3 separate regions of the Homo sapiens genome follow, and all the other regions are linked to region 3. Evidence: chromatin contacts called from ENCODE Hi-C or POLR2A ChIA-PET data. All regions are on one chromosome and are shown on one strand. Each heading gives the region's core, a stretch centred on a gene start or an enhancer-like site at or near the end of the contact. The rest is flanking DNA. Distances are from core to core; before and after follow the strand shown.

Region 1 (4,491 bases), core at 389-2,888, 4.1 Mb before region 3:
ACCGTCTGGCTAATCATTTCCCATTATGTACTCCTGGAGTTGGAATTATTTGCGATTCCTAACGACAAAACTGTATCTTCTTTCTTGTGTTTGTCCTTACTGCCTTTCAGCATATTCCAATATGCCAAGAATTTTAATCTCCTACCCCACCCCAAATTGCTGTTGATCATAATCAGGCAATGTCTCTCTCTCTGTTTACTATCTAGTTACTTTACATACATATGAAGTGAGTCATGGGCAATACTGTGGAATGGAAATCATTACTGAGTGGTCCTCTTCCCCCAAGTCATTTATGCCACCACTTCACAGTGGTTCCATTTCCAATATATTTTGCCACTTTGCTGCTGAGAATGTGTCTTACTAGGTTAGCATCTATAGTGGTTAAAAGAATCTCCCATAACAATAATTGTGTGAATCACAGAATTACCAATGACCCCTTATCAATAGCATTCCTGTTAATTAAATTGAGATGGGGAGAGATACAAACAACTCCGAACCTCACTCATGGTCCCCCACCAAAGCTAAGTATTATGGCTTCTCTCTCTGACCAGATAGAGGCAGAGTTTATTGCAAAGCCACAAGTGTCCTCCTTTGGATTCCCCCAAATAGTGTTTCAGTGAATTCCTCTAGCTTGAATTGCTCCTCTCTATTTGCTGGGGGAGTTAGGCAGTCCGTATCCGATGGATTTACTATGCCGACAATTACGTGGCCTTTCCACAGCCTTTTACTTGGCAGGTACCACATATGAAGCTTAGAAGATACAGTGGGCAACAGGCCAAATGGAGTCCCTTTCCTCAGAGTGCATGGCCTGGCAAAAATCCTTGAATTCAGTATCAACTTCCCTTCACAGGCAAGGCTCTGCACCCTCCCCACGGATGCCTAATCCTGAAACCATTTTGTTTTAGGTTTAGTTAGAAAGCTTTGTCTCAAGAGCACTTTTGTTTGTTCTGTTTTCTTTAAGTCAAGGTAGTTTTGAATAAAGGAGACAATATTTGAGTATTTACAAATCGGGTATTTAGACTATTTACACATATACAAGTTCTGGGTGAAGTATTCTGCTCCAATTTGCAATCTACGCACACTTTGCTAGAAAACGTTAAGACTGAATTCAAATCAAGTACAGTATTTCAGAAATCTTTCAGGTGAAGCCTAGTTCTGGTTGCTAGGCAACCTGACAGACTCCCAAGCTGGGACCACCTCGCCTCCCACATTTGACCATCTCTCCAGCGGTGGGACGCGGAGTACCCATTGGCCCGCATCTCCTCTCACTTAGTCCCAATTGGTCGGAGAACCTCTCACTCCGCTCCCGTTGGCTCTCGCCGTATCTCGCAGCTCCGTCATTGGCAACTGGGCTCTCGTGCCACCTCACGTCAGTCTCTCACACCACTTCCTCGGCCCTGAGACTTTGTCCCCGCCTCTTCTCCCCGCCCTTCCAGCCACGAGGGAAAATCCTAGCGAGTCATCGCCTCTAGTTTCCTTTTGATTGGTAGAAGCCGGACTGGGGGGCGGGCGCTGCCGGGCAACTCTACCGGCCGCGATTGGCTGTGGGAGCCACCGTCCCGCCTCCCAGCGACTCTCGGCGGTGCCGGAGTCGGGTGGGTTGGCGGCTATAAAGCTGGTGGCGAAGGGGAGGCGCCGCGGACTGTCCTTTCGTGGCTCACTCCCTTTCCTCTGCTGCCGCTCGGTCACGCTTGGTGAGTGTCCCGCGCTGGGGAGTAGAACTGGGCTGCGGAGGTGCCGCGGGCGGGGTGTGGGCCAGACAGAGGCGGTGTCCTTGACTAGGCCCGAAGGAGCTGGGGCTCTGGGTCAGGACGTAGGCGTGGACTTTGCCCGGGAGGATGGGGCACCGTGAGCGGGGCCGGGCGGGGGTTCCCTCGTGAGGGACCTGAGGCCGACCGTAGCGGATCTGAGAAGATCCGAGAACACAGGCGAGTCGCGGAGGGGAGAACGCGAGAGGGCGTTGAGGTCTAGGTATTCTAACGACAGAGGAGTTGGAGGTGCCAGAGAGGCAGCTGTGACCGCCTAGAGGTGAGTGGGGGGTGTCAGGAGGGGGAGAGAAGACAGTTGGGCTACCAAGGCGTTTCCAGAGCGTTGGTTAAGGGTGGACGCCAAAGGATGGGCAAGATCCTCTTTAGACGGAGGCTGGTAGGTTCGCAGGGGGTGTGTCCTGCTGCCACATATAGAGTTGATGGAAAGAAGGGAAGTGGGTAGCATTACTTTTCTTCCTCAGCTCAGGTGCAAGAAAGCGTTCACAACCGTGATTTAGACCTGGCTAAGTACTGGGGCTCAGTCTGTACTTGCTTCAAATCTCATAGATCACTGCCTCCCGCCTTCCTGCCTCCATATTTTTTTTTGTCTACGTTTTAAAAAATAGGCTTCCTTGGTGTTCTGAAATCCCACATCTCTCTCCTACTAATACCTTCGGGACCAGCTTTAGGTGATACAGTGTAATGGGCAGGCACTCACAGAGTCCTCCCACAAATAGGTTTTGGATTAAGCTAAGGATATTTCAAAGCAAGTATATGGAGTCTTTGAAAACCCACGTCTGGCCTTGACCAGTGGTAGAGAAACGATTATTCTGATCCACTCTGGAGGAGGGATTTGGGGAACAAATAATGTGAGGTTGTGCCTGTTTGTCATGCTTGTCCCTATGGCCTTAGCCTTAAGGCATCAGTAGCTGCTTTCACTGCTCACCTCTGCTGCAGCTCCCCACCTTCCCGAGGATGCTCTTGCCACCTGCTGCAGTAGGATGATGTGTTCTGGTTGCTGCTAACTAACATTTGCTCTGTTTTAGGCATGAATATGAAAAACAATGACAAGATAAACAACAAAATTAAGACAAATGGAAGTGCTCCTAGAGTTAACAGATTTTTCCTTCTGAGATGTGTTTTGGACTTTATTGCACAGATACTATTAGATGAGAGGCAGTTGAAAGTCGTTAACATTATCCGTGTCAGTAGTTCTTTGCACTTGAGACACCTAAGCAGCTTGTGTTCTTTAAACTTTATTTTAAAATTGCAGTTATTTTTGTGTGAAGAAGGGGGCAGGGATAGCATACCTTATGGGAAGAGAGAAAGGCTTTCTTTGTGTCTACCTTTGTAGATATTTCTCACCTAAGTTTGTAAGTTTGCCCTTTATTCGGTTCTACTTTAGTTCAGCTCAATTCTAGTATAATCATCAGTAACCCCAGCACTCAGAAGGTCTGACTTACGCTGTGGGGAGGGAGTGTAAAAGGATATTTTATGTTTGGAGCCATAGGCCACATCATTTGGGCCTTGTTTTAATTTTGTTTTTCATCTTAAATATCCCTCCAGATTGCTTTTACATCTTGTTTCTTTTAACTGTGGATTGATTTTGAGATTTTGACTTAGATTTTAGATAGCTTTTCTCAGAAGAAATAAACGCAAAAACCCGATATTGTTGTAACATCAGTTTCCTGTGTCCTCTAGAATCATTTAAAACCTGGTTGGATCTTCCATAATCCAGTGGAATTGGATATGAGATGTAGCTGGAGAAGTTTGTTTTGCTACATATCAGAATCTCCAATTAGTTTCATTTAGAAAGGAATATAGCCTTATAATTTTATGCTGGGTTACTGTGGAACCAAATATCATAGAAGGATGTGTGATATTTTTATGTTTTTCAAGAAGGTAGTATAGATTTAAAAGGTGGGATACATATTACCTGTCCTAATGATAGGACTAGATTTTTTTTTTTTTTTTTTTTTGGGGAGACAGAATCTCGCTCTGTCGCCCAAGCTGGAGTGCAGCAGCGTGATCTCGGCTCACTGCAACTTATGCCTCCCAGTGATTCTCCTGCCTCAGCCTCCCAAGTAGCTGGGACTACCGGCATGTGCCACCACACCCAGCTAATTTTTTTGTATTTTTAGAAGAGATGGGGTGTCACCATGTTGGTCAGACTGGTCTTGAACTCCTGACCTCAAATGATCCGTCCGCCTTGGCCTCCCAAAGTGCTGAGATTACAGGCGTGAGCCACCATGCCTGGCTAGAACTAGACTCTTAATCTCTTCATCCTAATGCATGGCGTGTGTTGATGTTCACTTAATGTCTGTCAACTGGGTGTAGTTACACCAGTAGCGGAGAGGCTAATCTTTGAAAGCCTGAAGTGTTGTCTTCATCTTTGCAGGGTTTTTAGTTGTGGGTGCATATGGGAATGATTGTAAGACCAACAAATGTTTTCTGATTCCATATGGGCTTCTTACATTTTTCACCTTGGAATCTGGGAACAATTGAAACCTACCATATGCCTTGAACAGTAGCAGTAAAGAGCCAGTTTCTTTAAACTAGACATTATGGTGCTGCAGCTCATCTCAAAACTGATAGCAGGCTACTCTGGACACACTACATATAGAGTAGCCCTGCTCTGCAAGGAGCAGTAATAAATTAAAAAAAAAATTAAAAAGTGATAGCAGAAAGCACTTACTACTGAGGGCTGCTACAAGTATTAAATCTAAAAGATTTGTCCTCTAGT
Region 2 (4,410 bases), core at 723-3,222, 3.8 Mb before region 3:
GACAGAAAAACAGCGAGAAAAGAAGTCGAAATGAAACGGATACTAAGCAAACCTTACAGAGAACGAGCGCTACAAAACGCAGGGATTAAAGAGTTCTTCAGGGGCCAAAAACCATCTGTGTCCGGGAAATGAGCATTGCTGCCACCGGAAAACTGTCCGCTAGGTCTCTGCACTGCTCTGGACCTCGCTAGCAAGAATCTGGCGGCGCTGAGACTCAGCAAGCGCCGGCACCTAGCGGATAGCGCTGGTATTGCCAAACAAATATCCGTTTAGGCGCCATAACGGTGCTGCTAGAAAGAAACTGCGGATTCTTAGGAGGGGTGCTTCCATCCCGAAACATACTGTCTGGAGGAATGGACCGACTCTGTTTAAATGTGTTGTGACGTTTTAATGTGTTTTAATCCGTTTAATGTGTTTAATCCGTTTAATGTGTTTTAACACGTTTTAATGTGTTGTGACAGGAAAAGAGCCGGCTAACGGTATTACGGAAGTACTAGTTGGCACAGAGGCTCGGTGCAATTACCGTTCTGCACCGTAAAACGGGTTTAGGAAGTTCCTAGGAGATACTAGCGGTGCCAGAACCGAGAAAGTGACGACACAGACAACTTATGGACTCCGCGTACGGGAAACGTTCCGTTGGGCGCTAAGAACGGTGCAGCAACTGAAAAACCGCTCAGTGGGCGCTACTGGCAAAAGCGTTGCTGCAAAACCGCCAGCTCCGCATTAGAAGCAGAGCCGCCAGACAGAACCCGGGACCTGAAACCACCGAAGCGGAGACCGAGCTTGGCTCCCCAGCTCCTGAGAGAATGCAAGTCAAGGAGTACGAAGCTGTGATACTCAAAATTAGTAGAAGAAAAATGAATAACATTTAAATAAGATAAAATTTTAAAATAATAAATTCTAAAATTCAAATAAAAAGGCAAAGCAAACACACTGGAAACTACCGGTAGCATTGTTCTCAGAGCAAAAGACACAAAAAGAGCATTTAAAAATAAGCAAAAATTAGAGAGAACCAACCCTACAAAGCAGAAATTACAAGTATTGCCAAAAGAAGCAATTCTGTGATTAGGATATCCCTGTTAGATCTAAACCGGTACATGTTACACCTAAGTCTACATTTCTTAGGACAAAAACAAAAACAAACAACAACAACAACAAGAAACCAACAAAACCCAGTCATGGTTAAACCTGTTTACGACTAAAAAATCGTAGTAGCTGATATATCCCGACTTGGTCCACAAGAGGAAAAAGTCGCGTTCGGCGGAAATTGCTATCGTCAAACCGAGCTTCGTAAACCAGAAATCGCTTTTGCCGGCATTTCCTGACTTCCATGGGAGTTTAAAAAACACCAACATAGCTAAGGCGGGACTTGATGTTGCGCAGCTAGCCTTGGTGTAAGAGCTCCCAGGCACTGCTAAACTGGTCATCGCTAAACCTAAATGAATCGCATTCGCTGGTACACAGATTTCTACAGGAGTTGAACATCTCCTGCGCAGCTAAAGCAAGCCGTACTAGTAGGAAGCCGGAACTTGCCACGACTTAGAAACTTGAGGCTTTGGGAGGCCAAGGCGGGTGGATCATCTGAGGTCGGGAGTTTGAGACCAGTCTGGCTAATGTGGCAAAACCCCGTCTCTACTAAAAATACAAAAATTAGCCGGGTGTGGTGGCGGGCGCCTATAATCCCAGCTATTTGGGAGGCTGAGGCAGGAGAATCACTTGAACCCGGGAGGTGGAGGTTGCAGTGAGCCGAGATCGCCGAGATGGCGCCACTGCATTCTAGCCTGGACGAAAGAAACTCTGTCTCAAAAAAAAAAAAAAAAAAAAAAAAAAAAAGAAAAAGAAAAAAGAAACTTGAGGCAGGGCTAACTCTGCGTTTGTTATGATTAGGCTACAGGAAACCCGGAGTTGCTGGGAAATGAGTCACAGGGTCACTCAGCCTTTCTGTGGCGAAACATCGACTTCCTACGACCTAGAAATCGCCGCCAGGGCTAGGCTGGTGTTTGTCCTAAGTGGGTACTTGCTTGGGTTGAGAAATCACATTTTGGCTATTCCCCGACTTGAACCAGGGGATAGAAATCGTAGTCACCGGCTGGGCGCAGCGGCTCATGCTGTAATCCTGGCAGTTTGGGAGGCCGAGGCGGGCAGATTATTGAGGTTAGGAGTTCGAGACCAGCCTGGTCAATATGATGAAACACCGCCTCTAGTAAAAATACAAAAATTATCCGGGCGTGGTGGCGAGCGCCTGTAATCCCAGCTACTCAGGAGGCTGAGGCAGTAGAATCCCTTGAACCTGGGGTGCGGAGGTTGCAGTGAGCCAAGATCGCGCCACTGCACTCCAGGCTGGGCGACACGGCGAGACTCTGTCTCAAAACAAAACAAAAGGAAAAGAAGAGAAAAGAAAAAGAAACGCAGGCACCCTGAAATCGAAACTTGTTAGGACCAACAAGCCAACGACAGACGAATCTGCGGGGTCCTGCGACAGACACGCCAGCCCCGCCGCCACAGCACAGGGTTCTGGAGGTCGAGCTGTTCTGCGGGTTCTGCGGCGGCGCTGGGAAGAGACGGCGCCCGGGCAGCTCCCCTGTCACCGGCTTGGAGGAGCGGCGGGCTCCCCTAGCCCAGCGCCGCCGCCGCCGCCCGGGAACGCCAGGCTCACCCCAGCTGGGGAAGCTCCGAATCCCTCAGATCGGCGACCTGAGTGCTGTCGCCCCGAGAAAATGGAGGCATCGAGCAACGAGCTGTGCTGAGACCGAGAGACCTCAGTTCTGCGAAATGTCGGTGCCTGGAGCTTGCGAATGACTGCGGCCGGCGGGTTGTCAAGGACAACATTCCTTATGGCGCAACCAACAGCGCTGTCACCAAGAAACTGGACTCTGAGAAAAAAGAGGGTTTCGGCCACCGAGAAACTCCGTGCCACATGTGCCGTGACAGCAAAACCGCCCGCTCCGCGCCGCTGGTGAAAGAGCTAACGAACGCCAGGTGCTGCGACAGTGACACCGGGACTAGAAGGCCTCGGATGGAGAATGGGACGCCCAGAGCAAGCAGGAAAACGTTTTGTTTGGCTCAACTAGCGCTGTCGCAACCGGAAAACTGTCAGGCCAGTGCTGCTGCGGATGTGAGAAACCGGTGATCCGAAGGCGGAGTGGCGCTGGGCGCTGGACTCGCTGGTGTGAAAATCTGGCTGCTCTAGGACCCGGCAAGCGCGGGCACCAGGCGAACGCCAGCGACTTTGCCAGACAAATGCATGTCTTTTTTGGTCGCCATTCAAAGATGCAGCCGGCAGTCAGCCCCGGCTCTGAGAAACAAGTGGAGGTGTCAGCCATAAACCCTCCGTTCAGGGAAAAGAGAGTCGCTGCGACGGATCGACTGGCCGTTGGGTGGAACTTTCTTTGGTGGCCTAGTGACTAGAAAATAAAAACGAAAACGAAATAAAAAACTGCTACTGACATTACTCCCACGCTCCCTCCTCAAGTCAGTGGCTTCAGGCTTAAGAAAACCTGTATTTTTCTTGGCTGATCCGTGATCCCTAATTACTGAGGGCCCCGCGACCCACCAAGTGCGATTCGCAGAGGGAAAGGAGCTGGAATAAGGATCCAGAATGGGACGGATTTGGCTCCTCCAGGAAGAAAGCAAAACAAATGCAGGTCGCGAACACTTTACATTGCAGGAAGCTGCTCTTCCAGTGGCCGCGGCTGGGTCCTTCCACACCACCTCTCTGTCCTAGGCCTTCGTCCCGGTTCAGCCCTCACGGATTCTAGGCTAGCGGTCAACAACCGCATCCCTCCGGAACCTGGAAACTCTAGGTCCGAGATCTCGGTGAAGAATGAAAGGCACAGCGCCGCTCAACCCAGGCTTCAGGCCTGCCCCGCTGGTCCCGTCCCTTCCCTGTGGGATGGAACTCTGTGGGAATCGCTCCTTATTCTGATGGTTCACTCATTCAGATGTCCTTGATATTTGGGGATATTTCTAAAACAGCTGGGGAGAAAAATGGACTGCGAGGCTCCGGTGTTGGACGTGAAATTGGCAGTGAGACATCCGCCTCTAAGCCCAGGGAAAAGCTTAAATTGTGGTTCTCTGTCTCTAGCACCGTGATCTTTGAAATGCGTTATTGATTTTCTTCTTTCTTCTGGGAAATGCAATGCAGGTGAACTTGTAAGTGTTGAATCCTCCCTCTCCTCACTGTTCAATCAGACTGAGGCCTACTTCCTTTCTGATAAGAAATATGGAACTGCCATTGCTCAGTAGGAAAATGTCCTTTCTACAAGCATTCATATTTCAATAAAAATCTGCACTTTGTGAGTTGAGCCCCCTCAAAGAGACCTACAGACCCTGCCATGAGCATCTCCATCCACACTCATCATTTCCCATTTTCACCACTTCTGCTCCTGTGCAAACCAGTACTATCCTTTT
Region 3 (5,088 bases), core at 1,408-3,907:
GTGAGGGAAGAGGATATAGGTTGAGGAGAGGAGGTAGGGGTGAATAGACTTGCATGTGCAGGCCCCTGGAGAGAAGTAAAAGCTTTAAGTGCAGGGCTGGGCGTGGTCACTCATGCCTGTAATCTCAACACTTTGGGAGGCCAAGGTGGGAGGATCACCTGAGGTCAGGAGTTTGAGACCAGCCTGGTAGACATTGGTACTTGGGAGGCTGAGGCAGGAGAATCGCTTGAACTCAGGAGGCAGAGGTTGCAGTGAGTTGAGATCGCACCACTGCACTCCAGCCTGGGCAACTGAGCAACACTCTGTCTCAAAAAAAAAAAAAAAGAAAAAAGAAGAAAAGCTTGGAAATGGAGCAAAGTGGACTTTCCTGTAACTCAGAGCATCCGTGGGAGAAATGGAGAGGTGTGAAGTAAAAAGTTACTGAAAAGATAAACTGTATGTACTTGTTCCCTGACTCCTGAAAATGGAAAAGATTGTCTCATTATTTTTTTTCTTACTCTACCCATTTTCTTGTTCCCACACTGGAACCCAGACCCATCCTGCTGTTCCACTGCCATGTCTGGAGGAGTGCACAGTGGTCATGTTAGCAAGCTTTGGGACCAGGCTGTCTGGGTTTGAATCCGAGCTCTGTCCCTCCATAGTTGCCAGACTTTGGGCAAGTTAACAATTTGCATGTTTCCTCATCTACAAATGAGAACAATAGCGCTGCCTACCGTATATGGTTTTTGAGAGATTAAATGGATATTTTCATAAGTAGAGCTCTCAAAGCAGTGCCTAGCACACAGGAAGCACTCTAAAAATATTATCTGTTATTATCATGGACTTAAAAGGACTCTTGTTAGCTAGTGTGGGAACAAACAAGCCGACATTTACATGCAAAACTACGTATGGACTCTTCTGTGCCCCAGCCCGCGGAAAGCCAGGGCTAGATAGAAGATTTTCAAACTCAGCCAGTTTTCTATGTGCTTGACAAGATGATACGTTTCCTAACATAAAGGATTTCCTAAGATTATAAGAAAATTATCCGGTACCTATCAGAAAACTATTGCAATGTGTTAAAAGATGTTGGGGGGAAGCTGTCTAGTACACACAATGTTAATTTCCCAGGTGATATTTCTTTAAAGATTTTTTAAATTCACCTCAGTTGTCATCAGAAACATAATGGGAGGACTTATGCATTTTTTTGAATCTTGTTGCAGTTAAAAAAAACCTCAATGTTGCCCATGTTTTTCCACTTTATTTGGATATTTTACCAGTAACTTTATTTTCGTCTCTCTCCACATTACCTCATAGTCTGTCTTTATTCTCCCATATTACAGTGAAGATTCAGAGGCTCAGAGATTAAGTGATTTATACAATGTTATGTAATTCATAGGAAGGACAGCCAAAATTAAACCACGGGCATTTTGACGACTATAGAGTCTGAATTTGTTCTATGATATTTGAGCCTGACAGAGGCATCATCCCACTAAAGTGCTTGTAAAACTGTAGGGCATACAGTACACACTCAATAAACGCTACTGTAATCTCATCATGACTCATCTACTAAGCCTTCTGCAGGATGTTCACACATGAATGTTGCAGAGGAAAAATGATTCAAATACATTCAGAAAATCTTGGGTTAAGCAAAGTTAAATTAGTTCTCTTATTATAAAGTCTTTGAGACAGTAATGAACACTATGAATATCAAAGGAAAAGTATAATTCACAGCAATTTCCAAATCATATTTGACCACAGAACCTTTTTGTTCTTTCTCCCAAAATATCTAAGTAGGACCAATGTTCACAGGAATTAACTTTGGGGGAAATGCTGCATGAGGTCAATGCAGGTAACAGATAATACTTACAATTTTAGTTCACTGGTGGAAAATATTTTGTGTTTGCAGGAAAGCTATTTTACTGTACAAGAGCAGAAGTAGCATAAAAGGGAACTTAAAGTCATTGTTCTAAATCTTAATTTGCTTGAGATGGGGAAGCGGAGTGAGAACAGCTTTGCAAAAATATGTCACCAGTAAAGTAGGAAGTGGGTATTCTTGCAGCTTCTAACAGCTTCAGCAACTTTGTTGTTCAAAGCCAGAGCTGCAAGACACCTTATCTCACAAAGCATACACACGTACACATGCAATCTCCAGGACGTGAAAAAGAAAATGAAGAGAGTTACAGATTTTGTTGGTGCCATTTCATATATAAAATGTTGAGGCTCAAAAGTTTGAAGTAAAACAATGGCAAATTTTGTAAAACTCACTGTGGGAAAAAATAGTTTTGCATTCTAAATGATTCTATGACAATCAGTAGTTTGAGCACAATACGTTGTAGAGAACTTAATCAGCCTGCAGTTATTACATTGAGCAATGTGGTTAGGTTTAATGTCAAGAGATTCAGTCCTGGGCCCAACTCTGTCAGCTTTGGGAGACCTGGGACAAATAACTTCTTTGACCACCTTCTCATTTTGCAAAATGTGAAGGTTGAATTAGACCACCCCTGAGATACCTTCTAGCTCTATAGCTCTGTGAATTTAAAGGAACAGGTAGGTTACGGACTTCTTTGGTTTGTTAGTTACCCCAAGGAAATAGAGTCCTCTCTAGGTAGCAGGCGCACAATAGTAAGAAGGCAGCAACAGAAACAATAAACTTTGGAGGTTAGCCACAGCCCTCAGGAAACAAGATAGGTGTCTAGCCTCCAGCCTGTGGGGCCACTGCATGATGTTACTAAATTCAGGATGGTACTGAAATAAGTGTGAGCTACCAATGCCTGGAAATAATGAAAGCCATCAAAAAGTTATATTCTACTGTTGCCAGGACAAAAGTTCCTGAGATAGTCTACATCTTTCAAAGTCAGAAACAACATACAGGAGAATGAGGATAACTGCCTTCCTCCCACACACCCATGATGCCTAATTGAAATTGTAACCCCCCAGTCTCTGGAAATTAGGCTGGCCTCTTTCCTTTCTGTTTTTGCTCCTGCCTATCAAGATGAAACCTAGTTGTGGTTTTACCAGTGCATTTCTTTTAGCTGCCTACACCATCTCAATTAAAATGGGCTTGAGGAGCCACACCAAATAACTAGCACATGAAATAACTTCACTCAGAAAATCAGGAAGTTGTGTTGCTATTTTTATTTTACTTTTAACAAAAAGCCTCATTTCTGAAAAACTAATGTTTTCGTCTTTGTTTCCTTTCCCACAATTTATGACTGTTTTGAGAGACAAACAGCATTTATCTTTTTAAAGATTGGCACTTTTAAAGAAACACCAGTCAGAATAATCAAGAAATGAAGACCAATCATATGATCATCCAAAGTTGCAGGTTGTTAAATGTTTCATTGTTTTATTTCAAAGTATAGATTATCTTTTGTTAATGATTGTAATAGCAGCAGTGTGCCTTTCTAAACATGTTGTTCTTAAGCAAATATAAAAATGACTTGGGGCCTGGCATGGTGGCTCATGCCTGTAATCTCAGCACTTTGGAAGGCCGAAGCGAGTGAATCACCTGGGGTCAGGAGTTCGAGACCAGCCTGGCCAACTGGTGAAACCCTGTATCTACTAAAAATGCAAAAATGAGCTGGGCCTGGTGGTGCGCACCTGTAATCCCAGCTACTCGGGAGGCTGAGGCAGGAGAATCACTTGAACCCAGGAGGTGGGGGTTGCAGTAAGCCAAGATCGCGCCATTGCACTCCAGTCTGGGCGACAGAGTGAGACTCTGTCTTTAAAAAAAAAAAAAAAAAAAAAAAAAAAAAACAGAAAAAAAATGACTTGGGATTCTCTGAACACAAGACAACAAATATGAAGAGGCCACTGTGGGGCACTAGAATGAGTTCCCGTAGAAGGGAGGCTGTATTTGAGGAGAGCTGATCTGTGCTCTGTACCGGCCCCTGGAGCACATAATCCTTCTGGATCTCAGCTATAAAATGAGTGATTCCATATTCTTGAATGTCACTGATGTCTGGGACACACTATTCCTTATCCATTAGAATTCTCCTATCATAGGAATTTTAGACTCCCTGACCTTGAGCCCCTAAGAAGCCAGTAGCATTCACTAGGTTATTCACTATTGTAATGACCAAAAGCAACCCCTTCCCCCAACACCAGCACTCAATTCCAAACACTTCCTTGAAAGCTGGTACTGCCTACCCCCATTTGGAGGCACCAGCCAATGAGTTCTGAGATTCCTTTCTGCCCAGCATTCTTTAAGGAGTGGCCAGGAAGAATACTGGGTAGTTAGGAGCCTGCAGTTTAAAATCTCTCAGAAACATTCCACACAGCATGTACCCGCATGAAAAGGGCATATAAATTGTTGAGCCTATTATTAAATTACACAGCAGCGTTTCTACCTGCTTTCACAGCAAGTTTTGTCACTTCTCTTTTATAAGTCCCAGAAGAAGGCAGAGGTTTTCCCCAATGAGTCAAAAGAAGCCCCCAGCTAGTTACAACCATTGGACACCGGCATACTCCAGCCCATGTGAGTCACTTTCTTGATAGAATGGTGTCAACTCAATCCAACAATGTTCACCGCTTATATCAGAGTCATCAATCAACCGGAGTCTTCTCCAAACCCTGTCTCCCTGTCTGATAGATGTCTAACCCAGTTGCTGTTGTCAAACTCCCTACGCCTACCAACTGGGCTCCTTCTTTGACATATTCTTGGTTTCTCCTTAAAGAAGGTTGAATAGCCAATGTAGTGTCTGCCTGGCTGGATCTCCATTCTGTTCTCTTTTCCTACCTCATGCCCCTTTTCCCTTTCCCCAGCTTAGAGACTTGACTATCAGCAATTCCCCTCCTCCTTATTGTTTATTTGTCAATCTTGCTTACTCCTAAATAATCATCCCACCACAAACGCACACACACAGGTAAGAGCAAGCAAACAAATAGAACCATAACTTTTAAAAAATTTTACAGTACTCCTCATCACAAAGAAAAGCTGAGACACTGGTTTCTCTATGGGAGAAGAGGTCTCCCTGCTTCTGTTCGCCCTTAGTCTATTAGTTGTTGACTTTGCATTTTGCCTAGTCTCTTCTTAGCTTCCTCTTTCATCTTAGAGAGTAACATGTACCTTTTCAGTTATTTCACCATTGAGATGCTGAAAACACTAAC

Evidence for each region. A loop is a pair of places that touch in the nucleus more often than their neighbours do. ChIA-PET counts read pairs that join two places held with the same protein, here RNA polymerase II (POLR2A). Pooled maps may share reads with other maps.
Region 1: a loop to region 3 is called in a pooled map, with 7 times the contacts of the local background. The contact joins the promoter of HMGCS1 here to the enhancer-like site in region 3. A Hi-C loop is called at or near these places in 4 of 50 pooled maps.
Region 2: a pooled map shows a loop between it and region 3 (5-fold over the local background). The contact joins the promoter of FLJ32255 here to the enhancer-like site in region 3. A Hi-C loop is called at or near these places in 1 of 168 maps with a recorded cell type or tissue (naive thymus-derived CD4-positive, alpha-beta T cell) and 7 of 50 pooled maps. POLR2A ChIA-PET finds 5 or more read pairs at or near these places in 4 of 52 experiments (T-cell, activated CD4-positive, alpha-beta T cell, activated CD8-positive, alpha-beta T cell and 1 more).

Annotation. Positions count from the first base shown.
Region 1 is chr5:43,310,559-43,315,049 of GRCh38, reverse strand. It overlaps HMGCS1 (3-hydroxy-3-methylglutaryl-CoA synthase 1), which reads left to right and starts at 1,638. Exons shown (of 11, transcript NM_001098272.3): 1 at 1,638-1,694. RefSeq lists enhancers at 1-116, 211-725, 726-1,242, 1,249-1,478, 1,729-1,868.
Region 2 is chr5:42,990,895-42,995,304 of GRCh38, reverse strand. It overlaps FLJ32255 (a long non-coding RNA gene), which reads left to right and starts at 1,972. Exons shown (of 2, transcript NR_104643.1): 1 at 1,972-4,410. LOC105374746 (a long non-coding RNA gene) reads right to left here and starts at 3,030. Exons shown (of 3, transcript XR_007058755.1): 1 at 58-3,030. RefSeq lists enhancers at 1,804-2,098, 2,368-2,497, 2,798-3,007, 3,348-3,497.
Region 3 is chr5:39,174,785-39,179,872 of GRCh38, reverse strand. The region is part of intron 2 of FYB1 (FYN binding protein 1); the gene reads left to right. Among named protein-coding and RNA genes, the nearest start is that of FYB1, 42 kb to the left of the region's middle. RefSeq lists enhancers at 2,823-2,902, 2,933-2,992. Within about 2 kb of position 2,657, at least 4 of the 41 ENCODE cell types and tissues checked have a DNase peak (open chromatin) inside an H3K27ac peak, as active enhancers do.